3 separate regions of the Mus musculus genome follow, and regions 1 and 2 are each linked to region 3. Evidence: chromatin loops called from intact Hi-C (ENCODE). Cell type or tissue: left cerebral cortex. All regions are shown on one strand. Links, peaks and the distances in the headings refer to the core of each region. The heading gives the core; the rest is flanking DNA. Region 1 holds the start of Ppwd1 (peptidylprolyl isomerase domain and WD repeat containing 1). Region 2 has its middle 230 kb from the start of Adamts6. Region 3 overlaps Cwc27 (CWC27 spliceosome-associated protein).

Region 1 (10,333 bases), core at 2,334-10,333, 560 kb before region 3:
ATTGACTGACAGCATTTGGCTACTTCAATAATAGGCTTTTTGTTTTTTATGACAAGTTATCACTCACTATGCAGTCTAAGCTAACTAGTTTTGAATTTCTGACCCTCCTGCCTGCCCCTGTCTCTATGGAGCTGGATTTATAGGTATATCCTACCACCTCCAGTTTGGCTTTAACTATTTTGACTTTGTTTTTAAATTTTCCTTTACAGGGACCATTGTAGGGATATAAGCAACTAATATGAACCCCAAGAGGTAGGTTTCAGAACTGAAAAAGGATTTACCATTAAACAAACAAATCATGAGTTGGGCCTGGTGGTGTAAACCCAGCTACACAGTAGGCTGGAGCAGGAAGGTTGCCTAGGCCATAAACAGGGTGCAAAGCCAGCTTTCACAACTTAACAAGGGAGATCCCATCTCAAAACAAAACAAACAAACAAAAATGGAAATCTCTGTTGGAATCATTAAACTTTAGTATTTATTGCTAAACTGAACACAGTCTTTTAAGGAGAAAATTTTCTACATTTCAGAAGACTATAAACACCCAAACTACTTTCACATATAAAAAAGTCCAACATAAATTTATTTCATATTATTCAATGTATTTTAGTTAAGAATCTAAAAGATTTAACAATTTTTTCTATCACACATATAAAAACTGAAACCATTTATTCAGCACAGTGCATATATAGTAAGTATTTTATATATACTAGTACTTTGACAACTACATTTATTCACACTACACCACATCCATACACGGTGAATAGCTTTAGATTTACTTAACCACAAAAATCACAGAGACATATACAAACACAGACAGACACACACACGAAAAACCAGAAACAAAACAAAAAAACAAAACCAAAAACCAACCAAACAAAACACAACAACAATGAAACACATAACTTCTTGTTGAACTCTGCAGCTCGGGTTAGAAAAGCAGTGCTAGTATCTACCGGTTGCTTTATACAGTAACAAGTCTAAACTGCGTTTGGTCAGAATTATTCTATTATTATACTATTAAAGCTTTATATCTCAAATGCAATTTGTTTTAAGAGATCAAGAGTAGACTCTTCTAAAGTATTCCCTCCAACGTTGATAATCACTGTCAATATAATCTAAGCCCTAATTAAAACTCATCCACATTTCTACAACAGCTGCCTGTTCTCCTTGTTCCTATTTTTGCCCTATTTTAATGCATTAGTATGGCCAACGTGCTCCTTTTAAAAATAGGAATGTGATGTTACTTGCTCACAGGTCCAAAAATCCAAATAAAGAACAGAAAGCTAGAATTTAGCATATTAATTTTTTGCTTTAGCTTCTTCTGCCCCTTACTCTATTCCAGTTTTCTCACTTATAAAAAGAAAATTTTAAGATTCTTAAACTATTAAGATAAATGAGATAATTAATGAAATATAGCTCAAATAGGATCTATACATATCATGAGCTAAAAAATCAGGGGACCATTTTTACTGTTATTACCATTCTTTGAAATTTCCTATACATCCATTTTGAAGGTCCTCTGATAATTCCAGGAGGTTTGAGTTACATTATCTTCTCTATAAACACCAAAGAGGCCAATTTATTACCATTTCTATCTTAATACACTTTCTTCCTAGGAAAGCTGATAACATGATTCAGCCATTACTGACTTTTATCACCAAATATACATACACATACTAGGATGTTCTGTCTGACATATTTTATTTTAAATAAGAAAACATGCAGGGTTTTGTTTAAGTATTATAGAATTTGCAAAATTAAATCTATGAAATCCCCAAATTACTTCTGTAAGTCCACTCATAATTAAGCTTTAGATTTTTTTCTGAGAATGTATACTATGATATACTTGGGGCTGGAGAGGCAGCTCAGTAGTTATGAGCACCGGCTGCTGTTTCAGGGGACCTGAGTTTAATTCCTAGCACCTACATGGCAGTTTACACTTTACAAAGGTCTGTAATGCTGATTCTGAGAGATTCATTGCACTCTTTTGGCTTCTGTAGGTATCAGGCATGCAGGTGGTGCAGAAACACATTCAAAACACTCATGCGTATAAGATAAATGTAAAATGTAAAGGACAAAGTATGACACACTTACTTGGTACATACCACATGTGTGATAACATCTCTGTGCATGTAACTGCGCTCATACATGGATGCACTGGGGAGATTATCAAGGTAGACTCTTTCGAACTCCAGAACTGGGGGAGGGGGTCAAAAGTATTTTTAGTGAATGAAATTAACATGATTATTTAGAATTTTCTAAATTTTTATATTACCTTCTACATTTTAATTTCTTTCAATAAACATATGGGATACGAAAATCCAGTATTTGTTAATACCAGTTATAACTTTTATTACTTCAGAAGTTAGTATGTCAGGTTCCCTGGGATTATATAAAAACTGTTTCAAAGACTTTATGTCTGCTGCAGTGTCTGTCAGGTGTGTACAGGCAGGAACCCAATGAGGCCAGCAGAGGATGGTGAATGAATCTGAAATAGAATTCCAGCTGGTTTATGAGCTGTTTCCTGTGGGTCCTGAGAACCAAATGTAGGTGTTTTGCAGGATCAGCAAGTCTTCTCACAACTGAGCTTCTAGCTCCTGGTTCAAAGTTTTTGATAACTGTGAATGGTTCTGGCTTAATATGAATGTGTAAAGAAATATAAAGCTTTACGGAAATGATTTCTATAACCATATAGAAACTAGTAGTAAGTGTTAATGTAACAAAAGCTGACAGCTATTTGTAAGATGTATGTTTAAAGACATTATTCCTCTATTAAAGAGTCAGTATAAAGACCTGAAACATAAAAACAAACAAAACACTTAGCTGTTTATAGTTGAGAAAATCCTAGCAAATCTACTTGAGTGCCTTTCAGATAGTTTTCTAAAGTATAACACCTAGAAAAATGGAAAATCGATGATCATCAAAAAAAAAATCTTAATTTTATGATGAGCCATGATCAATTTTTAGAAAATGCACTGTTTCCAAATAAAAAGATCAAACTTGCCTATATAAAGCTAGCAAATTAAACATGACCAACTATTAGGTTCTTGTTACTGCTATGTGGCACACTCAAAATTATGTATGACAAATTGCTTTTCAAATTTTTTTTAGTAACAGAATCCCCATTTTTATGTGTGCCTAGTAAAATTTTCTTAAAATGGCCTTTCTTGGGTTCTTGTAGTAACTGTATAGTAAGGGTTAGGATTAGCATTTTGTGATAATATACGTATATGTATATAAACACACACACATATATACATACACATTCTTAAAAAGTTTTCCTTTCTTCCCTTCTTCAGTTTTTCAGCTTGGAGCTAGGTATTAATTAGGATTACAGCATTAATTCTAAGAGCCCAGGACAATGAAAATGAGGGCCATATACCAGTCATCTTAGGGCAGGACGTGCCTAGGAACATTGGAGTCACACCAATCCTGGGCTGCTTATTTCATAAAAGTGGTACTCCAGTATCTTTTTAATGCTGTTGTTTATTGGAATTTTCTGTAGTGAATATTTTCCTATATTCCAGATTGCTTTTGTTGTTCACTAATTCATTTAAATATATTCAAGGGAACATGCACAGAAAGAAGAGAAAGACATAATTATTTTCCTTAGGAAATAGTTTATTTTAAGACAGGCAAGATGGCTCCGAGTAACAATGCTTGCCTCTGGCAACCTGAGTTCAATCTTTGGAATCCACACAAAGGTGGATGTAGAGAACCAACTCTACAAGGTGACATTGTCCTCTGCCCTCCACTCTTGTACTAAGTATAAGCGTTCCCACCTCTCTGGTCCCACCAACACATAATATACCTGACACCCACATAGTATACATGCCTGCAAAACACCCTTACACATAAAATAATAGTAATAATAATAATAAATGTTTAAAAAATAGCTTAACTCAAAGTACTATAAAACAACCATATATCATTGTGAACATATACACACAAAAGTCTAATCTTGCCTACATTTCCAAAAATTTTAAATCACTAAGCACCTGTCATCCTCCCTCAAACTCAAACTCCATTGGTTGGCTTAAAAAAAAAATCTGGCTAAGGGAAAAGATTTTTCACATGATATACCTATTCCTGTCCCAACTCTATTGTTCATAAGACACTTGTTTCCTATGTCAGCATTTCAAAGTTTGGTTTTTCTTTTTCATTTTGTTTCGTTTTCCTTCCTAAATTATCCTTCCATTCTTTCCACCTAAGCAGTTCTTGTAGTAATATTTAGGTGAAATAATAACAGCACAAATGTTATAAAATATTCATTTAAACTTGTATGCAAAACACTGTATTGAAGTGTTGGAGCCGAAAGTACAAGATCCTTGTTCTTACATGATTAGGCTAGTAGTGTTCAGGAAGTCACATGAGTAAACACACAACTACAAAAAGTAGTAAGTGCCTCGAAGGCAAAAGCAGGATTGGGCAGAAAAAGTAAGGAGCTAACTAAAGGGTGTCACTATCCAATGTTCAAAAAGCACTGACCTAAAACCTAGACCTGTTAAAAAGCTAGCATGGTTAAAGGAGAGAAATGACTCCAGATAGAGACACTTCACAGTATCTGGACAGGAACGTAGAGGAGCCCTTGCTCAAGGACAAGGTAGGGTTTTGAGAATGGACAGAATTGGGAGTCCTGCTTGGGGAAATAAAGAGAGACAAACTGCCTCATAATCCATGTTAAGGTGTTTGGGCTTTGTTCTGAAAATAAAAGATTTTTAAATAGTTCCACAGTCAGAATTGAGATTAACGCGTGAGCGAACGAACACACACACACACACAACCCTAAGACATTTATGAAAAAGTTCCTAGAACAGTCTTTAAAACAGTAAATATTATCTCTTTACCAAACTTTAATATTATAAAATCTTGTTATTATTCACGTTAGTGGCAAAACTTTACTATATTGTCTCGAGTATGGCTTCATATCCAGCTAGCTTAAGCAACTTCCCCTGAGTTTGAAAATTCATTACTAGACGAGTCAGGGTTGAAAGCTTAAGTGTTTATGATTCTGAGAGCTCCTTCCCACACCTGCTCAATCAATATTAGGAATTCCAACTTCACACAGCAGCTATGAGGTCAAAAAAAGCATCCAAACACAGAAATACAGACAAGCACTAGTTTGTATCATCTCTGACAGTCAGGAATCAACGGTGTTCCTTTTTTTTTTTTTTTTTTTAACACGCCATACTAACACCAATTCACTCTTTAGGGAGGAAATGCAGTGAAGATCGTCCGTTCTAAGTGCACAAACCCACAATCTCACTCCCGCCCGTGGGCGTGCTTGAGATCAACCCTCCCACTCGGCCGGAGTAGCCGTCCAGCTTGCTCGCGGGCTCTCCGCTGCTACCTTTCCTCTTCTTGGCAAGGGTTGCCTCCACCGGTAAAGGCCCGACCCAGCGCTCTTCATTCTCATCATCATTTTCTTCGCTCCCCGCCACTGCCAGGGCCGGTTCTCGCTCGCTCAGTTCCGTTTTTTCTGATCCCTCTGGGTCTCGGCGCCTTCTCCTCCTCAGCTGCGAATCGCTCCCACTCTCGGTCGCCATGTCGTCCGAGGCGTTAGAAGAGACGCGACGACCGAGTGAACTAGGTTTCCCCGAGCCGCGGCGCAGCTTTTGTCCGTCAGCTGCCGGAAGCGCTTTTTGATTGGCTGCGGTGGGCGCAGCTGGTCCAATCAGCGAGCAGCGCGCGTAAACAGCGCGGCTTGGCTGTGTTGACGAGAGCGCTGAGGAGGCCGGAGGACTGAAGTGAGTTGAAACCGGCTCTGACTGGCAAAGGCCCCAGTTTTCTGTCAAGGAGGATGGCAGCTCGCGGGTTTGGGGGACCCAGGTACCCCCTAGATCGGACGCTTACGCCTTACGAACTGGAGGTCTCGCGCTTCTCGGCCTCTCGGGCCAATGCTGTTCTAGAACCTACCTGTTTTTTCCCGAAAAAGCCGAGGGGCGGGGTTGGAAGGAACTTTTTGTTAAAAAGAATGAAGTAGATTTCTATCAGCTAAACTATATATTGAAATTACTGTAATTTATAAGGTGGCCTCCCATTTAGAATATTCTTTTTGACTTGGAATGTGTATGTATGTGACGCGAGAAATTCACGAAGGGCCTGCGTGTTACGTTCCCGCGTCTCCACCTGCCTGCTCTATGTTTGACGATTAGCATATAGTCTATGAGCCTTTGCTATTTCTGGATCTTTATATTTCTGTATAGGTCTAGAATTTCCTCATCAAGTGCGACAGAGTTTTTGTCGCCTTTAAGATGTTAATTAAGATAAAAGAGGACAATTTGGGGGGAGTTGACATCTTCGCGTTATTGACACCTTTAACCTAGGAGCATGCTACCGTGTTCTGTCTATTCCAACAACAAAGCTGCATCCTGTACCACTTCTCCGTTGGTAATTTACAGGTTAAGCAATTTAAGACTTAAAAATTCCTTATGAGTAAAAAAATACATTGGGGCGGTGTTTATTCTGATTTACATCTGATGTTGTAAACTACAGGTCCTCTCTACATCCTTAAAATTACCTAACTGTACCTCATGATACACTATCATCTTTACAACAGCCATCTAGTAACCTTGCCCTGGATGACTATATTCATTAATATGCTATCTTTTGTTGTTTTAATTGGGCCACTAGTTAGTAATTTAAAGTGGGCTACTATCCAAAGTTGCTTTATATTCTTTGAGTTTTCTTAAAGACAAAAACAAAAAACAAAAAAAACCAACATTCTGTAACCTTTCCCCCTCTCCTCTTAAAATTTTGTTTGTAAACCTTATAGCCTTTATGTGATAAGCTATTTCTCTGAACCCTGACCCCTTCTGAGATAGGATTTTTCTTTTATGTCCTGACTGTCCTTGAAAGGACAGAGATTCGAATGCCTCTGCTTCTGCTTCCCAAGTGCTGGGATTAAAGGCAGGGGTCACACCACCTGGCTGTATCTGCTCTTAAAATTCAAATTCCTTGATACTTCCTCACAGTGGATCACCTTAGGTTCCATTTCACTTAGTTGGAAGAAGTAATTCAAACACACCTTCCACAAGCTCTTACCAATACATCTCCTCACCTACCTGAATTTTGCACTCTTGTTTTTCTACTGACTCTCCTGTTACAATGGAACTTTTTAAAATTTAAATCCATTCTTCATTAGGTGGACACTTAGTTGATTACATATCTGGGCTATTGTGAATGGTGCTATAGTAAACAAGATTGTAAACATCTTTTTAACATGCTAGTTTCCTTTGGATATATATCTAATAGTGGAATTACTGGATCCTGTGGTAGTTCTGTTTCTAATTTTTGCTAACATCCATACTCTTTTTTTTTTTTTAATAATGGCTATATGAAAATATTCCCTCCAACAGGTGCGTGTTCATGTTTCTCTTTTGATAAAAAGGACTTTTTGTTTTTTTAGTCACTCCTACATTCAGCAGATAGTTGTTTAATGCATGTGTCTTTTTTTTTTTTTTTTAACGTTAGTAGTTGCAGTAAGGTGAAGAAAACTATAAAGGATATGTCAGAGAATAAACAAGAAGTACATCCAGATACTATTACAGATGTGGAAGCTGTTATAGATACAGAGGAAGAACTTATTAAAGAATGTGAAGAAATGTGGAAAGACATGGAAGATGTAAGTTTCAACAGATAAAAGTGATATATTAATATAATTTTACATAATTGACTTAGGAAAGAAACCGTGTTAGTTTCCGCATAACTATTTTTTTTATAAATTATTTGTATAGATTTTATACCTAAAAGCATTCTTTTAAAAATTTTTATACTTGATAAGCTATAGAAAGAGAAAAAAAATAATGGTAGTTTTGGTTCTCAGGGAGATTTTTTTTGCTTATAGAGGTCATTCATAATATTGTATATAATGCACCATTAAGGGTATTATGGTAGAATGCAAAAAACTATACTTAGGAGAAATGTGTAAGGCATTATGAAGGAGTCAAGGTTACCTTTCTACAAGAAGTAAATGGATAATTAAGAGCCTGTGAAATTAGGACAAGACAAAAATGGAAAAGTCCGAATGTATAGTTTAAAGAGGTTAGAGAAATCTTGGTAAGATTTTATGGAAAAATATATACTAGGAAAAGGAAATCTTGTGAACTGAGACTGTAGAGAATTAGCTTGGAATAAGAACATGGATTTTGTGGAGTGGGTTCAATGGGAGATCATTAAAAGGTTGAAATTCACTGTGAAATGATTGGCTACATGAAAACAACCATTTTGTTGTGTTTTAAGACAAGAGTACAGAAACAGGATGCTTTAAGAGAATCTCGTAGTCATCCTGGTAAGGCCTGATGAAGGCCTGAATGCTGTCATTGCAAGAGTGAATTCAATAGATTCTAAGAAGGTTGGAACTAAAGGACACAAAAGTTAATAAATGCCAGATTAGAGGAAATCATGAATCATTTTAGTACCTGTTTGGGACAGTAGATGTTGACTGAATTAGTATCCAAATTAGAGAATATAGCTGTAGAAATAATACATAATTAAGAGTTATGAGTGAAACAAATATAGAAATTAAAATGTTGACCTTGAAATTATGAACTTTTTTTTTTTTAGTGAGATAGAGGCACTTGATACACTATGCTATTTTGGTAAATTTTTTTTCTTTAACATATGATATAAATCACAGACACAAGTAATATCCTACTTCAGTAAAGCAAGAGGGGTGAATGAATTTTTTATGAATATAGAGAGCATCCTGCTCTTTTCACTAAACTTTATGAGTATGAACAATGAATAACATATTTTACAAAATTATTTTGTCAAAAATCCTTGGTGCTTTATGCCACTACTATATTTACTAAATAATTCTTATAATTCTTTTTTTGTTGTTTTCCACTATAGAAAATTGCATTTTACAAAATATCTTTAAATTTTACAGAAAATTACTACAATAAGATATGAGGACAGATAAGACTTAAGCTCCTCATATTTTAACGTATCAGACAACCATTAACATTGTTTGGTATTAAAGTCAGGCAAATAATATTTCTTTGAGGCATATCATGTTAACTACTTATTTGTTTTGTTATTATTCTATAGTACTTTTTTCATGTGTTTGCTTACCTCCCATTATGTGGCTTAGAATTCATGCAAGCTAGTGGGTGTTCTAATAATCACTGTTTTAGAGAGAGAGGGGAATGCAACCAAAGTTTCTGTAGGTGCTCTACTACTTAGCTACATATACAACTCTTCCCTTTTCCTTTTGATATACTCACTTTGGAACCAGTTTGACTGCCATCTTCATCTTATGTAAAAATTTAAATAAATTCTGTAAGGCATGTTTATATGTTTTTAGAAAGGATGTTGTATTGGTCTTGTTTACAAAAGGGAGAAGGGAATTGTCTATAGTTTGTAAGTATATCACTTGTTTTTCTTTATTTTTAAATCAAGTGTCAGAATAAATTATCACTTATTGGAACTGAGACACTCACGAATGCAGATGCTCAGGTATGAACTTTTTATATTCCACTCTAGAAAATAGGTAAGCAGAATTCATTCTTTTTGTACAAAAAGTTTATGTGTTTATATTAACTCCAATAGAGCCTTGTTAATATTTATATTCTTTTTAAATTAATTAGCATGGGTGTGTGTGTGTTTGTGTGTGTGTGTGTGTGTGTGTGTGTGTGTGTGTGTGTGAGAGAGAGAGAGAGAGAGAGAAGTCCTATTGTGTTAAGAGTTCACAAGTGATCTTTTGTAAGTTTGATGATTCTTAAAGCAGATGCGTAGGACTCTATGTAGTCTACTTGTGGCTGAGATTTATGGTAGTGAAAGGATGCATTGTCAAATCAGCAAGGGAAAAAGGTACATGGGATAAAGTTGAGAGGAAATAAGATGAGAACTTTCAGGAGTTGTCTCACAATATAGTCATTTACCACTTTATATTAGCCTATCAACTTGTGAGGTGAAACATTGTTTACCCTTAGAGAAACTTGGCATCCAAAACTCTACCTTGCAGATAATCAAAATACCAGAAGATGCTTGAATAGTTTTGGCATTGGAAGCCACTCTTAAAGAGTTCGTTTTTTGGAAACCATCTTGAAATCATTCCAAGTTCACAAATCCAAGGCAAGGGCTGATGTATGTGCAGGCCTTTTAAGAAGTAGCAGTTTCTGCTTTGCTTTGATGACTCATTTCTGTATGCATAGTACCTTCATACCTTTAGCACTCAAACTCAGTTTTCTGTGATTTGTTTTCAAAGGCAGAGTCTCATTTAGCATACTCTGGCTTTGAACTTGCTCTGTTGCTGAAGCTGATCTTGAACTGAGTCTTAGAGGACTGATTTGCAAGCATATGTCACTATACCTGACTTAATTCTTTTCTG
Region 2 (10,616 bases), core at 1,696-9,695, 270 kb before region 3:
GTTGCCTATTTTTTCTTCTTCTTTGTTTTTTTGAGACAGGGTTTCTCTGTGTAGCCCTGGCTGCCCTGGAACTTGCTTTGTAAACCAGGCTGGCCTTGAACTCACAGAGATTTTCCTGTCTTTGCCTACTGTGTGCTGGGATTTAAGACGTGTGTCACCACTGCTGTATTGTCTATTATTGGTAACAAATGCAGACTTCGATTTCTCCTCTCCCCTTCTATCCTCTCTCCTTCCATCCCTTCCCTCTTTCCATCCCCTTTCCCCCTGTGTTGCTGGAGATTGAACCCAGGGCCAGACTCACACATCAGGGAAATGCTCTCCTACTAAGCTACACCCCTGCCTCTCCACCCTTCATCTGGAGGCCGTGTGCTACATTTTTGGATATTCCTGTAGGTAGGAGGCTGCTCCTCTTGACTGACCATCACTTAGTACCACACTGCTCTGTGCCCTCAGTCCTGCAGTGTGCTTGACCCTAACATCTGCTCTCCTCTAAGCGATGCGACTGAATATTCCAGTAAGGTTTTGAGTACAGCCTTGACCTGTCACCAAAACATCAGTTCTACAGGAAATCATTCACCGAATCCTGAGACTCTCACTGTCACCTGAGAAAGGAAAGCCCTTATTAGCAGAAGCTGACAAGTTCCAGGATCCATAAGAAAACACCTCAATAGTGGCAGCTGAGGCTGTCTGTAACAAGATGGAATAAGCCCTCAAAAATTAAACTGTGTTTTTAAAATCACCAAAGGACATCACCGACCACATTCTTCACTGAAGGCTGCACACAGTACTTTCCTACCCACCACACTTACTCCGTCCCAGGAAAGCAAACAGAGGGCACCCAGCATGGTGGAATGAGACCAAGGGGATCCACATGTGTAAGAGCATCCTTCCCTACACACAGAGCAGTCATAAAGCTTCAGAGGGGTCACCAATGTTGGCACCCAGGAAGATAACAGAAATGGCTTGAATATTATGTAAACTGGAGGAGGGACCTGGGTACAGAAGAATACAGCATGAAAGAGGACAAGAAGCTAGGCTTGGGGTGTAGTTCAGTGGTAGAGTAGCTACTTAGCAAGCTCCAGGTCCTGGATCCAACCCCTTAGGGGTAGGGATGTGAGAGAATGAAGTGCATAAAAAAATTGCTATGACTGTGTTGCTCTCATATGAGAGCTGAAGAAAGACCAGCACTCAGTGAAGAGGAGCTTAAATATGAAATATTGAAATGGGAAGGCAGAAAAACTAAAGGATAGATATGAAACTTCGCTACAGAGTGGACAGTGGCTTGCCAGGAGACCAGCTCTGAGAACTTTCGCTGGCTGCTTTCCTTGTCTCTGTGACTGAATTTCTGATGGGAGCAGCTTATGGAAGCAGAGGTTCCATCCTTAGATTGAAAAGATACCGTTCTGCATAGGCAGGGAAGTCATGGTGGAACACTCGGAGCTTCAGGGCTCAGCTGTGGGAGCCTGAGGCTACTTGCTCATGTCTTTGTGGATCAGGAACAGAGAGGTCCTTGGGATGAAACAGAGGAAAAGCCAGAACGTGTTAAGACCCGTTCCTATGGAACTATGACTAACCAACTAGGCTTGGGTCCTGAAGGTTCCACAACCTCCCCTCCTCGCCCCTCCCCCCCAGGAACTCATGCTGGAGTTCATGTGTTCAAACATGTGAGCCCAAGAATTTTAGCTTACATCTTAAGCTAAAATTCAGTATCTGGTAAGAGAGAAAGCACAAGGCAGCCACAGCAAATATGTGAAGGAGACAAATGGAAGGACTAAGTTGACAGGAGATTGAAAAGGTCTGGCATCTTACTTTTGGGGCATCTGCACAGTTCTTCTCCTCTAGAATGGCATTCTACCCCCTAAACCAGCGGTTCTCAACCTTCCTGATGCTGCGACCCTTTAATACAGTTCCTCATGCTGTGATGACCCCCCCAACCATAACATTATTTTTGTTGCAACTTCCTACTGTTATGAACTGTAATGTCAACATCAGTGTTTTCTAATGGTTTTAGACAACCCCTGCGAAAGCATCATAAGAACCCCAAAGGGGCTGTGACTCACAAGTTGAGAACCACTGCCCTGAATGAGCCTTGCAGAAAATGTGTGTCATGAAGTCTTGCTTCTTTGGTATCTTAATTAGGTTTCTATGAACAAAACCAGCTTAAGAAGGACAGGGTTATATCACTTTATACTTCCAGGTGACCACCCATCACAAAGGGAAATCAGGGCTGGAACTCAAGGTAGGAGCTGATGCAGAGTTCATAAAGGAGTGCTGCTTACTAACTTGCTCCCTGTAGCTTGCTCGACCTGTTTTGTTATAGCACCCAGGGCAGCACTACTCACAATGGTCTGGGTCCTTCCACACTGATCACTGATCAAAAAATATGCGCTATGGGCCAATCTGGTGGGTCATTTTCTTGATAAAGTTTCCTTTTCCCAAATTACTTTAGCTTGTGTCAAGTTCACATAAAATTAGCCAGCCAGCACACTTGGCAACAGCTAAGCAGGTGAAACCGTGGTATAGATGGCCAATGGATCCTCTTAAGACATATGAAGTTCATATGTTAAGAACCTTCATGGCTTCTGCCAGTCTATGGTTCTCAGTGACCTTACAGGACACCTACATTTGAGCTCTGTGGGTGGACATCTTCTGCTATAACGCATGGAGGTACAGAGAATGTTGGCTTCACAGAGAAAATCCAGCCATGCAGAGGTGGCCAGAGCAGAGGGACCATCTGGCTACCAGGCAGAGCAGCTAGCTACTTTAGCTCCAGACAGTAGTGCAACATCTGGTTCCAGCCTTGTGAGAGATGACTCTTCCACTGATGTCCCATGAGACCCTCCTGACCTTTATGTCACCCTCTTCTTCACTCCACTGAGCTTATTCTTGTATGAAATTCCAATTCTATTTACTCATCAAGAACCCTTGAGGTCAAATGAAGAAGCCTAGACATTTTTTTTCATGATGTGTGGAGACACTGCCTAACCAGTGAGGCAGAAGTTCTTCAACCACACTTACAGAACTCAGTGATCGACACCTGGTATGTAATGACCACTCCAGTAAATCATCAGATGGGTTTTGGCTTATTTTCTGTTGAGAATCCAGCTAGGTTTTCTATACTACTCATAAACCTCAAATCTTCCTGCCCCAACCTTTCAAGTGGCTACAGGCATGGGTATCACCACTTTTACCTAGTAAGTGGTTCTTGAATTAAAAATTCAATCTTAGACTTAAGTCATTTGTGAGATACCACTCTGTAGCCCCATAAGAGAATAAAGAATCCTGAGAGAGAGAGAGAGAAAAAAACTTGTTATCTCTCACAATTCTTCCAGAAACAACTGATCTATTATGTAGTACATTTTTCATCTACATAGTATGCTTTTCAGATTATATGTATATATAATATAATAGTGCTTAAATGGTACCAAAAGTCACTTTTAATGTACTCTCCTTATAACATATGAGGATTAGAGATAGACATAATACACTCCCAAGTACCTTAATAACAAATATGCAAACACACGATGAAAAATACTGGTGTGGACATCTATATATTTCCTTTCAAGTAGCACAACGTTTCTCAACTCTTCCTATTGTCTTGTATTTGGACACTGTTAAGAGGAAGAGAGTAAGGACACAGATGAACTAGAGTATTAGCACATTAAAACACTGTGGCAAGGATACATCATTAAAAATTGACATCTTTGACCAGATAATAAGTGGCCCAGTAATGCCACTACAGTCTGGCATCCACCCCTAAATTGGTGTTGATATTAGACCCCTCATGTGATGGTTTGAAAGTATGGGAGTTATGGGAGATGATTAGGTCTTGAGGATTGAGCCCTCATGAACACTAGAGTGCCCTACAGAAGGGGCTCTGTAGAAACACAGAAAAGGAAAAAGATTGTAACTAGGATACTGGTTAGTGCTCATAAGACATGGTTGTTGATGCTTTGACTTTGGGTTGCTAAGGACCACAAGTAGTAACTTCCTGTCGATCATTAGCAACCCAGGTTACAGTTCTCATCTCTACAACACTCATTCTGTATGGTTTCTCCCCCTACTGATAACAGAGCTAGACAATGGGTCCATGGCCCTAGAGGCCCAGGCTGCCATGAGCTTCAGCATGTCCTCTTTTGTAGGACAGCTAAATTATCTCTTATGTAAAATTCTTTGGACTCACTGGGTTTCAGATATTGAATTTTTCAGAGTTTGGAATATCTGTCTAGACTTTAAAATCTATAATGGTCTAGAACCCCAAACTTTTTAGATGTCATACCAACATGTTTTAGATTTGGGAGTGTTTGATTTGGATTGGATTGGATTAGATTTAGCCTTTTGTTTGTTTGTTTGTATGGTTGATTTTTTAGACAGAGGCTCCAGTAGATCAAGTTCATCTTGGAATCACCAAGTTGTGGAGGGGGAACTTGAATTACTATTGTTAGAGGAGTGGGCACAATTCTTGGACTGGGGAATCATATCCAGGACTTCATGAGTGATAAGCAAGCAATTAACCAATTGAACCACATCTCCAGGTTCAATTTCAGAGCATCTTTTATTTTCAATTTTCAGGTTAAGGATGATCAACTTAATATGAATTGCAAAGTTTCCTTTTTGTTGACATGTTGGATTCCTGTTGCAAGTAATACCAAGAGTCTGCCCCGGGACCTGCATGAGGCAGAGCATCATCAAACAGTTCATCTTCTTCAGGAGACAGTTCCACAGGAAGACAAAAAGCAGTAAGTAGAGGATAGTCTATAAACTGCTTTCACTGTAATTCTCTCTTGCCCCAGGGCAGGGGGCAGCCCGACCATGCAGAGTCTGAGAAGTTTCTTTGAAGCCCAGGACAGGATAGGTCCCTATGGCACGTGGTCTTAAAGTTGCACTGCATCAATTATAGAACTCTTAACAATACAGCAACCCCCTGAAAAAGTGAGACATGGGAAAATCAGCCCACACAAGATTTATAAGCTGAGCCTCTACAGGCTGTCCTGTAACCACTGCCATTTCTTGGGGTTGTGGCTGCTTTGGCATCCATCTTTGCTCTTGACTCTTGGTGGCCAGCATCAAAGTCTCTTGGCTGGTGGCAGGCAGTGCTTCCTGTCTCCCAAAATAACCAGAGGTCAGAGGTCATAGTTACCACCACCCAACAACGCTCGCCTGCTGCTGGAGCCACTGAGCAGACGGAAGCAGTGGAGGAATTGAAGACTGGCCGTGTGATTTTTGTTTTGTTTTGATTTGTTTTAATAGAGTAAGGTCCCTTACAGAGAGAGAGAGTGACCAGACAGAATTGTATTCTATATTCCTGAAGAGAGAGAAAGAGAAAGCAACTTAGCAGTCATTTAGTTATGATTTAATATTAACAAGCTCCAAACTTTCAAACCCCCTTCAACAGAGCCTTTCACCTTCCAAGTGACTTCAGCTGCTTCAACACAACCCCCTCTATGTCTGGGGCATCAATTTGATTTACAGAGCATTTCAAAATATTTATATATTTTTTAGGGTTTCCATCACAGCCTCAGCCAGTAACCTGCTGTGTTTGAAAATGTCTGGGCAGTAATTGTCATTGTTTGCAACAGCTATTTTGGAGTCTGGAGAGTACTGTGGCATTTTGTAGAATCTAGGAATGCAATTACCAACGTTGTATACACGATCCAAGTGGCTTTCTGGCTTCAGAAGCTCCACCCCAGGGGAGAAGGGACAACAGCAAAACGTTTGTTTAATTTTTCTCTTGTAGTCGGTCAGTGATAGGTGGATTATATTAAGGCCAATTTGGCAGGAAGATTATTAGGGTAACAATTCCTTATAAGTACAAAACAATGTTGAATTAAACAAGGAAGAAAAATATGACCAGGGTGAAAAGCTCTTCTGACCCAGGGTCATATCTAAGTGTCTGGGGAAGAAATCAGATACCATAGGGACGTCTGGGTCCTGGAGTGAGTCATCCTTCATGATGCAAGGGATTGTTTTGTACCAGTTAAAAGAAAGAGCTACAGTGCCACTTAAAAATGACCTGTTAACAGTTAGGGGCTTTGTGTTTGAAGGGGGGGGGGGGAGACAAACCCCTATTGAGTAGGCCATTTTGGACCGTGTAGGTCAGTGCGCAGGTTCCCACTTGTCGTAGGGGATTGAGGTGTCTTAGATCTTATCAAGTTTTGAGGGGATAGGGTTACTCCCAAATGATTTCTTCTCTTCAGTTTTATTTATGTAATTTTTTTCCCCTTTTAGATGTTATCTGCAGACTGCAATGCTAGCTAGCACCCTTTCCTAGTGAGAAACAGAGTCTGGAAACAGAATCTCTTGACTTCCAGGTGGGCAAATGATTTGAGTAACTCCGAAGCTCGAAATAAGGATTTGTTAAGAAAGATCTTAAAACTTAAAACCATAACCTGCCCATGGTTGGGTATACCTTAGAGGTAAAACACGATTTCAGCAAACAGGAGCCCCTAGAGTCCACCCCAATCAATAAAAGGAAAGAAAAGGGCTGGAGAGATGGGTCAGGGGCTAAAAGCACTGGTTGCTCACCCTGAGTTCAATTCCCAGCAACCACACGGTGGCCCGCAACCATCTGTAATAGGATCTGGTGCCCTCTTCTGGTGTGTCTGAAGACAGTAACAGGGCACTCATACATAAAATAAATAAAAATAAAATCTTTAAAGGAAGAAAGGGAGATCACTAGTTTGCGAGTAACCGCTCCCGCCCCCCCAAGGCTTTGTATGTCTTCATTCCCGTGCCTGTGGGGTGTTGGGAATCTAACGCCCAGGAAAACAGAGCCCTCTGAGCTTTAGCACTGTATGGGTAACTTGCTCCCAGCCACATCTGTCCTTTGATGTGAAGTTTTGTTTTACAGCTGGCTTTTAGACAGCCAAGAGGTCTCAGGTCAACTACAATGAAGCGCCCTAGCTAGGGTCCTCGGTAGGTTATTGAGGTCCATGACTTCCGGGCCAAAGAAACCCGACCCTGGCATTCCTGGGCTCCTGCGTGGCTGGGACCTTTTTCTAGTTTATTTCTCCGACCAGCTTCTTCACCCCTGCATGGAATCACACTCAGGACAGACGCCTCCACCCCACCCTATCCCTTCCACCCCCATGAAACCCCCCGTTTGTCCTGAAGCTCCGCTGCAAGGGGCCCGCCAGGCTCCCCCAGACATCTATGACAACAGCAGACGCCGCGCCAGGAGCACACACGAGCTGTCTCCAAGCCGGATCCTTGCCAGCGACTCGGTGGGGGGAAGAGCTGCCTGGAGAAGGCTAATCATTCCCAGTCAGGCTGGCTGCAGCCCACTGCGGCTGCGCGGAGGCAGCTGTGGGCCCATTGTTCACGCAAGCAGTGGCCCAGGGCTTAGGGAGGACTCCAGGCCCAGACTCGGTGCTCAGAAGTGGTCAGAATTATGGAATTTAAACTGTCCACCACTTAAAGGAGTGGCCTCATGTCCAGTATCTTGATAAATCACCCAGAAAGCTGCAGCGGGAAGCGATGATCTTCAGGGAGGATCTTGATGGTTTTTTCTTTTCAGATTATGCACATGACCAAGATAAAATACCTTTCAGAGTCTCATTTACATAAATTACATGGCTCTGAAATGCCAATTTCGTATCCCGACAGGTCTGTCTTTCAGCCAAGGGAGCTTTTACATGTGAGTTTCACTAGGTAACTCCACCCTCTTTCATCTATACTTAGTTACACTGGTTTGTCTTTTATTACTGTAAGCATGGCTTTGGAGTCCAGGAAATGAAAGCATTGGTATTTTGGTTCATTTATTCATTCACTTTAAAAGGAGACCAATACTTTTGTGATGTAAAGATGTTTCCGGGGCAGCAATGGCAGCTTTTGCCGGAAGAGCGGATTTAACAATAAATTCATTATTCTTGCAGAATTTTTCTGGTGCCAGGAAAGCAACGTGAGTGGAGCCTCACAGGCTGGGATGGGGGTGGGAGGCTCCGAGCCCATGGGAATTCAACCAGCAGAAAGGACTTCAGACCCTCCTGGGTTCACTGCAATCAAGCGAAAATAACTCCCACCACAAAATAGCAAGTTAACTGCTTCTCAAGTGTAGATAGCCGGAGATTGGAAAAGGGATGAGTTCACAGTTGGTATCCCGTCTAAACTGCACCCCCACAGTTCCTGGCAACAACCAGGTAGGCTTGGTCCACTATAAAGGGGGCTGCTTGGTGACTAATTTAACCCTCAAGTTCTGTCTCCTCCATTTGCGGTCACGTGGTGGAGGTGAAAGTCCCAACTTATCTCGCCTCCTTCTGGCGGTCAGTTCCACCAGAAAGTGTCCCAGAACTGCCAATCACCAGCACCTTATTAGCATACGAAAGACTTTATCTCGGCAAAGGTTGGGAGGAATTTAGGAGTAAGCCCAAGTCACAGTGATAAATACAAAGACAACAGACTCAAAATACAAACAGGACAGTAGAAACACCAAAGAGAATTTTAGGTAGATACTTGTAAGTTGTACCTTAAAGTAAGTACAGGTGGAGCTTGTAAGGCTTGATATCATACACAAAAATTGTAATGGAGTTTGAGATGAGAACTGGGTCCAGGATGATAATTATGTAGTTTGGATCATTGAACATGGGGGGGGGGGGGTGTCCCTCGATTCAAGGAACACCTGGAATATTCGATTATTTTAATAAGAGTCTCTGAGCTACCCTGGTTTCTACCTTTTTAATTTCAAGACCCTGTAGTTCTTCAGTGGACCACAGATGCATATAAATAACTTTAGTCAAAGTAATACCCAAATCATGGGATGTGGTGTTGAGACAATCCTGTCTCTCATAAGTGAAAGCTTCTGACTTGTGGGTGTTATGACCAGTAGAGTTTATGCCAAAGTCCGTGGCTGCAAACTTTTTGCCATGTAGTAGGTCCCTGGTTTACTGCAATGTTACGGATTTCCATGCTATCAGAGTGAATATTTCCATAGGTGATAGTTTGGTCAGGTAGAGCTCTGCAGAAATGAAATACAAAGTTAAACCTGAGAAGGCTAGGCTGACTCCATGACAGGCTTCAGATTGGCAGTTCAGGAGACGAGGCCTACATCCTTGTTTCCAAGAACTGGGCAAGTCCAGGCAAGTCCAGGCCTCAGAAGCTGCCCTGCCACCTGGTCTGAGGCACGGACAATTGGGTCAACAGTAGTTTCCAGACCTCTCCAGCAACAGTTTCTAGCCCCCACACCCAGGTAATGGTTCTGGAATGTCCCTAGAGATGAAGCAAGATAATGTGCTTCCCCTAATGTGCTTTAAGTCTGGCCTGCGAGTTCACTTGCTTATCTCTCTATCTTGGTAATGTGAGACCCTAACATGCTGAACTTCTGCAGAATAAAACACTCTTTGTGTTTACACACTATTTGAGACCAGGGTATCATTCTTCAGGGAATCGTGAACTCCTACCACTCAGACCATGTATTTATCTCAGAGTGAATCATCAGCCCTTCCACAGTGGAAGGCACTCAGAGTAGTCAAGCAAGTGACTCACAGGTCAGCTTGAGGGATGAGAACGTATCCAAGTCTGTTGCTGGCAGGTTGGATATGCAGCAGTATAGAGACCCTGAGTATTTATCTATTGTCATGTCAATTCATGGACTTCACCTCTGCTCCTGAGGGCACTTTGCTCATTGTCACTGTGGTAAGCGATGACAAATGTTGGGTGCTACATCTCTTCTTTACACTTCCATCTATGTGCTCTAACTGGTTTTCTTGTTGTTGTGACAAAAATACCTGGAAAAAAAAAGCAATTTAAGGGAGAAAACACGTGTTCTGGCTTACAGTTTGAAGGGATACCTTCCATCATTGTAGAGAAGGCATGGTGGCAGGTGCAAGAGACCAGCTGGTGACATTGTGCCTACAGGCAGGAAGAAGGGAGCAAAGAATGCTGGTACATAGCTAGGTTTCTCCTTTTTATGCAATCCAGGGCCCAAGCCCAAGGAATGGTAAAGTCCACCATTGGGGTGTGTCTTTGCATTTCAATTAAACTAATCTAGATCATCCCTTGTAGACACACCCAGAAGATTGTCTCATTAGTAATTCTAAATCATCTCAGGTAGACAATAAAGTTAACAGCCCCAGGCCCAAAATCCATTGTCCCTTAATCTTAATCTTCCTTCTCTTGGGCTCCTGACAAGCCAGCTATACCACACACTACTTCCAATGAATTAGATTACATTCTATCTTGTGGCCACTTCTCTGACCACACACACCAGTCCAAGTCTTGCCTGTGCCTTTTCTTCTCAGCCAGTTCTCACAACCACTCTAAAGCATGTAGTAGTATAACGCATCCTTTTTTTTTTCTCTCACATACCAAGCTGATTAATTGGTGAATCAAGCTTGATTTATTTTTTTCCTCCTCCAGGAACTAGTTGTAAGGGTTGTAAACCCAGAATGAGATGAAGAAGGGAAAGAGGGGAGATGATGTAACAATGGTGGGTGACGCACAGGGTTGAGCCCCCTGTTTATCCAGATGGCTTGTGTCCTCTTGTCCTGCTGTTGTACCATTGTGGGTGGATTCCTACAAGGTCCTCTGACTCACTAAACTGAAATCTCATGTAGGATGAGCAATTTTTGGTGAATAATTTCACATATGAGTAGTTTTAGACAGCTGGTATTCCATGCTCA
Region 3 (10,616 bases), core at 1,605-9,604:
CCTTTGATAGGATTTGAAGCCCATTACAAATGAGAAAATTTCTAACTGGTATTACAATCATGGTCAAAAATCCATGGCTGGTGAAATCATAGACATTGCGCAGGAACCTATTGTTATTTTGGTAAAAATGTTCATGTTGTCAAACTGACTTTTAATTATTCTGTTTATCTGCCTGTAAATATATGCTGCTCTGAAACTTGGTCTAGATAAAGGTCTTTATACAGTCAGCAGAGGTTAACATAGAAAATTGTAACTGATCAAAGTTCCAAGAATAAAACACTGAATACTCAGCCCCATATGGAATATTCATGTCAATCCACTCCCCAAGCTCAAGAAACATTGTGGAAGAGAAAGCAGAAAGAATGCAAGAGTTGGATGAGTGATTCTGCTGTAGAAGACAAGAGTTCTAACTGAAGCCTCACCCCAATGGCCACTAGGCTCCTTCCTTCCACAGGCCATCCATAGCACATCCATTACCTGCTACCTTGATCATAAGGCCACTAACCACTGCCATGTGTGTTGCACAAGTGCTGCCATGTTTTCTTGATGAACATGCTGAAGGGAGTTGTCCAGATGTTTCTCAGTCCCAAGGTTGGTGGTTAGTTTTGGATTTGTGTTAACTATTGATACTTACTTACTTATGTATAAATATAATTTATCATTTGTATCATGAAACAAAAAAGAATGTAAGAGTGCTATGAGATGCTGTCTTCTGGACATGGCAAGGTTGTCTATCACCAGCTGTGTCCACCTGCATAAGATCAAGCCAGTCAAAATTCCAGTATGGATAAGAAGGGGTTCATAAGGCCCCGCTATTTGCATTTCATGGCTTCTGGGAGGAAGAAGGCAATTTTTCTTGGAGGATGTGGCCACTGGTAGATTGCTCATACGCCAGTAGACAGGCCCATACCCATGTATATACCTGAGCAGCACTAAACTAGACTCAGTGGGATGTAAAAAAAAAAAAAGAGAGAGAGAAAACATTAACTTGGAAGCTGTTACGTTGGCAGAGATGAGGTGTGGGCATGGAAGGTGGAGTCTAGAGGGCATTTGAGTGTAGAAATAGGGGCTGTATATGATCAAAATATACTGTATACATACATATAAAAATTCTCAAAGAATTAATAAAATGATTTTAAAAAGAAATTATTTTTTATTTTATGTATATAAAATTTTTTATTTTATGTATATAAGTGTTTGCTTCTATGTACACATGTGTACCATATGAGTGCCTAGCTGAAATCAAAAGATGGCATTAGATCCTCTGGAAGTGGGGTTACAGATGGATATGAGCTGCCATGTGGGTGCTGGGAAGCAAACACAGGTCCTCTGCAAGAACAGCAAGTGCTCTTAACCACGAAGCCTAGTAAAACATTACTATTACTACGACTACGGCTAAGACTACTACCACAACCACTACCACTACTAAATATTAGTCTACTCCTGGCCTAGTAAAATTCATTGTTAAATTGTTCCACAGTCTGACATACTTCTCCCTTACCTCACTAATCAGAATATGGTTATATAGCCACTCGCAGCTACAAAGGAGAATGGTAACTGTCTTTTATATGAGTTCAGCTTAACACTGGAAACCTTATACTAAGTAAAGGGGAGGACAGATAATGGGCTAGCTGACTTGGATATACCACAAATCGCATGGAACCTACCTCCTTCTCTAGTATCAATGCCATCATAAGTGAACATCAGACCAAAGCCTGGCCAATAAGATTCTGTCACCTAGGTGATCATATTTGGGACAAAAATAAAGACAGTTTTTCTCTGAAGAGCTGATGTACAATAGGGGGCCCAACTACTGTCCTATGGAGAAATAGATTTACATAAGAGAACAAAACTAACAGAGAACAACAGGGTCTAGCGCTACAGAGGAAGAGAAGATAGACTTTCTGCCCCTGCTTTTCATGAAGAGCTATAGCAATATTTTCATCAGGATTCTGTGTAAGAACCCTGTTCCTTCATATAGAACTCCTTTGTCTGAACTCATTTCCTTACAAGGAAATGATCCTAAAGATATCTCATGAGGAAGTTATCATTTAATGTTCTGTGGTTTCTCCAGCACTTTTGAGAGCTATGGGAGACATCCAGTGTTACCTTCCCTTCCTCCTACATAAAGACTGAGAAGAAAGTGAAGTGTAGAACCACTGGCTTTGGAAAGTCTTCTGTAACTAGAAATTCATATCCCTTTCCAGATTTTGCTAATGACGACTATACAGTCTTTTGTTATGTCTCCTTGCTCTAGAGTAAGACAAAGGTGGAAGGCAGAAAGATGATGATGAAATGTATTACATAATCACAGTGTCCCTGGCAATTCCCATCAACGCAGACTGTGGTAGATTCCATTGCTATTCCAGTCATTCCTATTCCTGCCGTCAAACTTCTAAGCTTCACTCAGAGGCCACCAAGCTTAACTACAGCTCCTGTTCTAGCCACTGAGATGATCAAGTAATATATGGGACGAGATGGCCACCTCAAGGCAGAAACCTTGCAGTCTAGATGAGTCTATCATCGCTCTCCTCTGCCATGTTAAGTTAGCTCTTAGGAAGCTGCATTCCAGGTCCTAGATAAAGCCAATATGGAGCTGACCCAGAGCAAGATAGCTGTTTGTTTTAAGCTACTGAAAAATTTCTCTGTGTATATATTTATGCATACAAATATTTATTTATCTGAGGAGATTATCTAAATTATTTATTCATTTCCATGTCTCCCTCCACCCTCCTCACGTTACATGCATTTGTGTGTGTTTGTGTGTGTGTGTGTGTGTGTGTGTGTGTATGCCTGTGTTGTATTTGAGTGTGTTGGCCTGTGTAGGTGGCCAGAGGTTAATGTCTCAATGTCCTCAATCATTTCTCCATCTTATTTCTAGAAATGGACTTTTGACTGAACCTGATGCTCTCTACTAGAAAGAAAATGCCATGCCAGGCATCTTTAGCTGGACACACTGACTGAGTCCTACTCTCTAGGCTCTGGAGAGGTGGAACAGGTCATTACAGCCTGGGCCCTGGCTTTGCTGCTAGATCGCCATAGACAAAAGTCAAGGCACTTTACCTTCTAGAACTCAGTGTTCTGGGATTCTTTGTTTCATTTGTAAAAACAAGGAAAATACTACAAAGTATATCTTGTATCTTTGTATATACCTTGTAGGTTTATTGTGGAGAAAAAATACTTGGCAAAGTGCCTAGCCATACTGGAAAGGCACAATAAGTGTGGGAAACCAAAACAACTCATTGGCTACAGAAACTACAAATATCCTCAATGAACATGCAAAATCCAAGAGATACCTGAAGGGTGGTAAAGGTCTCAAGAGTTAGGTGTTGATGGAGAGAAGACAGGCCTAGACAGAATCACAAGGTATCATTTCCCTCAGGCCCTTGTACAATGTGACAAGCTTAGTACAAAACAAAGACATTTGACTTGCTGGTGGCCCTTCTCATCCTCCTTTAAACTTTAAATGCACTTGCATGTTTAATCAACAGGTGGGTTCACAATGAGCAGTTAGGGATGACAAGAAAGCAACCAGTGTTTGAATCTTCTTCAGTGGAAACACATATTCCTGGATAGAATACGTCATCAAATGCTGAATGACTTAAAGAATGCTTTCCCGTAAAATTTCAATAATACATTTCAGATATGCAAGTCTATTCCCCATAAACAACAGATGGTACAAGATCAATAGACTGCAACTCTCATGGGTAATATGAATAAACATACTCTAAAGACATGCAAATGCCTCTTGTCTGTTTTGACAGGACACTCTTCCCACAATGTGCATTTCACAGCTTCCTGTCTGTCATATGGAAAGTAATGGTAAAGACAGTAGAGTTGTCACATTTCTGCAGCATTTGCTTGGGTTCGGTATAAGGCGTAGAGTGTGGTTTGAAGGTGACCCCTTGCATGGACTAACCAGTTCTCAGTGAACTGACCTGGCACTTTTTAAAGTAGTATATTATTTCAAACAGCTCAAGGAACAGTTTTATTGGGAATATCCAAAATTCTTGCAATAAAGACCCAAACAGAATAAAAGGAAACTTGCCAGAAATATTAAAGTATGATATGGTTTACATTACAACCAATACTATGCCAGAATTTTCACCATAACAGATAAAGACAGTAAAACAACCCATCTAGTCAGCTTGGGGAGACCAGCAGCATTAATCTGAAGAGCTGAGCTTGATGCACAAGTGCTAGTGTTTAAATAGTGGCTCCAGAAGATGCCTCATCTTACTAGAATGAAGATGACATGTATAAAACCATAGTATTTGTCACTATGTAGCCCAGGCTACCTCAAACTCATAAGTTTCCAACCTCGCCCTCTTGAATGCAGGGCTGCAGGCATGGACCACACCTCTGGCCCTCTTTTGCTTTTCCTAAGTTGATATTTGATTTTTTTGTGTAAAATACACATCACTTACTGCCTATGACACTTCGCACACATGTGAATGCGTCATATTTACTTTCTACAATTCTTAATCTTTCACAATTTGTGTTTGCTAAGAACAGAATATTTGAAGCTGGACAGTCAGTTCTTAAGTGTGAGAAGTCCAAGGTGAAGCAGCATGTAGCTGGTGAGGGCCTTTCGTGTGTGTCAGGTGACTGACAGAAGACGCAAGAGCTTCTTGCTTGATGTATGTGCATGAGTGTGTGAGGGAGGACCAGGCAGGCAAACTCTTTTATCCGTATCCACTGCCAAGATACCTAACCCACCCTTGAGTAATCGCACCAAGGTCCTCAAGCCCTAACAATCACTCCTTTAAGAACCCATCTCTCAATACTGCTGCACTTTGGCGATGCATCCAAACAACACCAATTAGACATCTGCAGATAGAAAGCACTTCTCCTGTATCTTTATGTTTCATAATAGCTCTTACATAGTGGCTAGAGGTAAGAGGAACAAATATTTGAAATTAAAGTTAAGAATAGAATGGCTACTTATGAAATACACATAAAAACCCAGCATCGAGTTCAAGTAAAAGCATGCAGATAGTATTAAAAGCAGGACTGAGTTAGACCTTATTATCTTCTGTCCAACTAAAATGTTTGCTGGAAACACATTTAGACCTCTATTACTTCAGACCAAAGAAATAATTGCAAGTCTTATATGTAGACTAATTATTGAGAATTTAAGCTATGCATTTGTCTCTTTCCCTCTTTTTACTGCCTGCTTCAGTCCACAGCACCGGTGTAAAGGAGGCAGCACCTCCGACTGCTCAGCTCCATCTCGGCCTCTAAGGTCTTGATGACATGGGGGAGACATTTGGAGGCCACACTTTGGGGGCCAAACTGCACATGTGAGTTGAGCTTTTAAATTTTTAAATTTTACTATGCTTTAAAAATTATACTGTCAGCTGGGCGGTGGTGACGCAAGCCTTTAATCCCAGCACTCGGGAAGCAGAGGCAGGTGGATTTCTGAGTTCGAGGCAAGCCCGGTCTACAAAGTGAGCTCCAGGACAGCCAGGGCTACACAGAGAAACCCTGTCTCAAAACAAAACAAAACAAAACAAAACAAAAACAAAAACAAAAACAAAAACAAATTATACTGTCATTTTAAAAATGTGTTATCTTTATTTTTTTTGAAATGTAATTACCAGGCTACTTTTTAAAAAATTGCTAATAAAACAAAATTTATGTACCATGTAAAACTTACACTTCCTACGTGTGATTATCAATCAAAAGTAGAACATATATGATAAGACTCACACAATCTGTAAGTCTGAGACTTAGAATGTTTTTGTGAGAGGTCTAGAATTCCTACAGGGGAAATAATTCAAATTTCTATGAGACATCCTAGTCAAACATTATAAACTCAACCAAGGAATATGAAAGGGACTGAATTTAGTGACAGCTTATTTTCTATCCAACCTTCAGGAGTTATGAAGGTATCACTTTTGACTTTATGTTAATATGTTTATATTTTCCATAATTTAAAGTTTAATTCCTCAACTTTAATATTTGTGTCTTACTACTTGGTACTATTACTGCATAGCAGAAATTACACAATAAAAGGCAGTAATTTCCTAGTGACTGCAACCATCATAACAAATGATATTTGACTAGTCTACTTGTTCCATCTGACATTAGTGTTTATTTTGAATCAGTACACAGATGCTAGAAATAGGAAGCATGACTAAATTGTAGCCTCTGAGTGCCACCTACAGGTGAACACAACTCATTACATTAAGCTTTAGGCTAAATTTCCAGAGATAATCCACAGCCGTGGGTTGACAGGAGAGGAAATAGACATTTTAAACTTTTATCCAGCCGTGGGTACACATGAGAAGAAATGAGAGTTTATGCTTTCTATGAGCCTATAAAATTCTGGTTAGCTTATTTAGTCATAGACCCTCTTCTGAGAGAGGAGTGAAGGATATGGACAATAAACCTTTGAGTGAATACAGAAGTGGTTAGAAATAAATGTTTGCTTCATATTTTCTAAGAATATTTACCAATTACTTTACTTAAAAGACAAAAATCAATTAATATCCACAATGTTTATATTCACTCGAAACTTAAAAATAAACATATCTATTTAAAATGTACTTATTTAAAAGGACCTCTAAAATACAGAAGTCAGAAGACAACTTACGGGCATCAGTTTTTTCCTTCTACCATGTGACATCCTTACTAAAATCTATAACCACTTTTAGAGAATTAATTGTCCTAAATTCACTTTCCTTAGCAGGCTTACAAGTACTTTTAAAAAAGGGGTTTTCCCCTAATACTGCGAATGTACAAAGTACTCATAAACATAATAGTTTAGAATTTAATGTATGTTACAATGTGTCAAAAGTAAACTTGTAACGCACTAAGTTTCCAGTGACAGAAGGGACGTGCTCTGGATTCACACTTCACCCTTATGGAAGGCTCCCTTTAGGAGTGACAGAACCTGTTAAGGCAGCCACCACCTCCCATGCTCAGACAATGACAAATGTCCATCAGTCTTCTCTCTCCTCACCAAGTGTGAGTGGCCTTCCACTGTGCGATGCTGCATGTCCACACCCCAGTATGATGTTGTGTGCTGACTAAGCTTTTGGGGAGGTAACGTAGACTCTATGATGAAATCAGTACAAACCAAATTGGTTAGCACTCTGCTCTTTGACTATAGCTTCTACAAACCATGACCAATAGGAATTGCTTTTTTTTTTAAGATTTATTTATTTTATTTATATGAGTACATTGTAGCTGTCTTCAGACACACCAGAAGAGAGCATCAGATCCTATTACAGATGGTTGTGAGCCACCAGGTAGTTGCTAGGAATTGAACTCAGGACCTTTGGGAGAGTAGTCAGTGCTCTTAACCGCTTAGTCATCTCTCCAGCCTAGGAATTGCTTTCTTAATTAGAACTTTCATCAGTTTTTTTTTTTTAAGCTGCCACAGATTACCACCTATCAATCAGTCTCCTTATTAACTATAATCAATTCATTCCTCACCTACTAACATCTCAGTGCTCCCAGCATCCTTATGGTCAAGGTCATATGCCTACACTATCCACTCATGTCACGTCTGCACAGCATGACCACACACAAATGACAATTTTTGAAAGACAACCCTTTATGGTAAGGATGAACACAATATTGAAAAATGCAATGTTTTTTCATATGAAGCAAACCATTTTTAGTCACTTATGAGAAGTGCATTAAAACTATGCCTTAATTAGTTCTTATAGAAAATTCAGTTGTATTAAATTATAACTTAGTTACATGGCATATAATTATTTTAAATTGTATTGAAGCCAACAAGATAGAGTTCAGAATTTAAGAAATATCCAAACATACATACTTAGATATACCATATATTAGTGTTAGCTTTGCCCACTAAATGTTTTTAAAAACGAAAAAAAAGAAAAAGTTGTATTTTAAGCCTAATCTAAAATAAATAAAAAATTTAAATATATATACCTTAAAAAAGAGGGAAAAGATTAAAACCTGTTCAACAATAATTATTTGAATTGCAGGAAAACTTGCTGCCCAGACGAGAAATGAAGCAGCCTGTAAGCTCGCTGCTGAGCACAACAAGGACGTCCTCAGGAGAAGCTCTGCGGCTCACTTTTCATTTTGGTTAACAAAGCAAATATTCAGGGAAGTCTGCGAAGGAAGGAATTGCCTCGATGTTTAAGCTTCCCCCACGAGGCTGGGAAACACGCACACAAAGTTACTTATGAAGTTCTATTGTACTGCATGCATCGACTGAAGAAAAGACGTCCCATGTCTTTGTAATACAGTGATTTTTAAGATGTATACCCTAGATTTGTAAAAAAGAGTCATGTAGGGAAGAAGGGGGGCTTTAAACTGAGTCAAATTTCAAAAGAGCAAAATGTTAAGGCACAAAATCCAACAAACTTTTAACACCACACAGAACTTCCTGCCGTTACTGAAACTTATTCCAGAATGCCAATGACAGGTGTGAGGATTTAGTCAATCGGACTTGAAAAGACATCTAAGAATGGGTTCAGCCCACTTTACTCACCATTTGGAAAAATTTTACTCACGTAAATTTTTGAGGATGTCTCCCATATAAATCACTCAATGTTCTCATTGGTATTAGTAAACACAATTTCGTACATGCAGCTAATATACTGTTTACTGTACATTAAATTTACTCTGATTCTGGTCTCTTTAGGTCATAAAGACGCTGGTTTTCACAGCTGGAGCAGTTAACAAGCATTATGCAATTGTGAGTTTACAGTTTAGTGAACAGAATACCGGTCCCAGCTGGAAAAGAGAGGCGTAAGAAGAGAGCACAGATGCCCAGAGCACCGTCCTGACTCACCTTCGGCTTGCCGGCTTCTTCTCCCCGTCTCCGGCTGACTTCACACTGGCACTTGCATCTTTCTTTAACCGTTTTGCAATTCTTTCTCTCATCAAGTTCTTCTCATCATCTTCCATGTATTCGTCACGCTCTGCACTGTCATCCTCACCATCCTGTAAAAGCTGAAAGTGAGTAGCGTCTGGCCATTGTGTCCAGAGACTCATCTGAAATGCTTGCTGAGTTCTAGGCCAGGTTTGTTTAGTTTTGAGTCAGTAAGGTGCTGTAGACTTTTCTCCCTTCGGGATGACCCCTGAATTCTGCTCTAGGCAAATAAGATGGGATCCCAAGGATACTTAGCCCCCTCACTCCCAGCTCTTCTGTGTAGCGCCCCCTTTGTAGCACCCAGGGTTTTGTGTCTATACACAAAATCCAGCAGAATTGTGGTTCTGGAGGCAGCTGACCAACACAACATCAACCAGGAATTGATTCAAGAAGAGGTGGGGTAGGGTGAAGGGTGAGGGGTGAGGGGAGGCAGGGCACTGCACTAAAGAAGCTGAGATTTAAGCACCTTGGGATAACACTACCAGAGTGCTCCTCACAACAGCAAAACCAAACCAAACAAAACCCCCTTAGGCTCCTATAATCTAAGACACTAATCACTAATCTTCAGAAAGCTTTGCACCTGAACTAGCTACCTTCTCCGTGACATTTTCTCCTTTGAGTCATTTTCTTTAACCTGAAACACTCTTATTCTAGATATCCAAATGCCTACTTTCTTCCTGTCCTATCCCCTTAGTGACATATTTCTTGACTGTATTATTAACACAGAATTAAAAAAAATACTACTAATAAATAAAACCTTCCCACCTCATATTCCCCTTCCCTCATATTTCCATAGCACTTACTATGGTTTTTGTTTCTCAGACAATTAAGGAAAATACACCGTGACAGCAAAAGCTCTGGCCAGCTGGCTTACTATTTTCGCTTTAGTTTTAAAATATCTCCCAGCAATGCTGGAGGAGAGAGGGGAGAAAGAAGAACTACAGCAACGGTGTGCTTTACCTCCTGTGGTTCTTTGGGCTGCTGAGCCACAGGGAGACAGTCCTGACTTGAGAATTAGGAACCCTACAACAGTGATTTGCAAAGACTGGCTCTCAGATTTCCTGGATAGTTATTTGTTAAAAACATAAAATCCGGGAGCTGGCAAGATGGCTCAGTGAGTAAGAACGCAATGCTGTTCAGAAGGTCCTGAGTTCAAATCCCAGTAAACACATGGTGGCTCACAACCACCTGTAATGAAATCTGATGTCCTCTTCTGGGTGGTGTCTGAAGACAGCTATAGTGTACTTATTTATAATAATAAATAAATCTTTAAAAACAAACAAACCATCAAGTCCACCCAGGCATAATGGCACCTGCCTTTAACCCTAGCGTTTGGGAAGCAGAGGTAGAGGCAATCCTTTCTCCCAGAGTTGGAAGCCAGCCTGGTCACAGAGCAAGTCTAGTTCAGGCCAGTCAGAACTAGACAGTTGAGATCCGATCTCAAACAAACAAAAACAACAACAAAAAACAAAAACAAAAACCCACATATGAATATACATTTATACATTGATTTTCCTATGTAGAAAGTGTCAGTACAGAATCAATCAGATTATTACTTGATTACTTATAAGTACAAGTCTTGTTGCAGATTTCATGAACCAATAATCTCTATGGATAAAAACTTCACACCTTTGGCAAGATACTCAAGTTATTCTTAAGCACAGACCTGTCATGTTTGGGCCTCAGCAGATATAAAACAAATCCTTTGCAAAGTCATAAGATTCTGTTTGTGAGTGTAGGACACTTTCTGGGG

The links. A loop is a pair of places that touch in the nucleus more often than their neighbours do. Peaks named below come from ENCODE experiments on the same cell type or tissue, not always from the same donor. Only the 100,000 strongest peaks of a DNase experiment are listed, where the experiment ranks them.
Region 1: a loop joins it to region 3, with 2.3 times the contacts of the local background. A loop is called at or near these places in 2 of 42 quality-filtered maps.
Region 2: a loop joins it to region 3, with 4 times the contacts of the local background. A loop is called at or near these places in 2 of 42 quality-filtered maps.

Annotation. Positions count from the first base shown.
Region 1 is chr13:104,223,256-104,233,588 of GRCm38, forward strand. Ppwd1 (peptidylprolyl isomerase domain and WD repeat containing 1) reads right to left here and starts at 5,589. Exons shown (of 11, transcript NM_172807.4): 1 at 5,351-5,589; 2 at 2,095-2,197. The coding sequence starts at 5,546. It overlaps Cenpk (centromere protein K), which reads left to right and starts at 5,711. Exons shown (of 10, transcript NM_001377093.1): 1 at 5,711-5,747; 2 at 7,474-7,624; 3 at 9,403-9,459. The coding sequence starts at 7,508. In left cerebral cortex, for the core only: no CTCF peak of the experiment used is centred there; DNase peaks (open chromatin) are centred at 5,343 and 5,624; H3K4me3 peaks cover 1,930 bases; H3K27ac peaks cover 490 bases.
Region 2 is chr13:104,511,250-104,521,865 of GRCm38, forward strand. No RefSeq gene overlaps it. Among named protein-coding and RNA genes, the nearest start is that of Adamts6, 230 kb to the left of the region's middle. In left cerebral cortex, for the core only: a CTCF peak has its summit at 6,591 (motif pointing left); DNase peaks (open chromatin) are centred at 7,248, 7,841 and 8,169; H3K4me3 peaks cover 1,256 bases; H3K27ac peaks cover 968 bases.
Region 3 is chr13:104,783,717-104,794,332 of GRCm38, forward strand. Cwc27 (CWC27 spliceosome-associated protein) reads right to left here. Exons shown (of 14, transcript NM_026072.1): 10 at 8,783-8,934. Among named protein-coding and RNA genes, the nearest start is that of Cwc27, 28 kb to the right of the region's middle. In left cerebral cortex, for the core only: a CTCF peak has its summit at 6,179 (motif pointing left); a DNase peak (open chromatin) is centred at 6,172.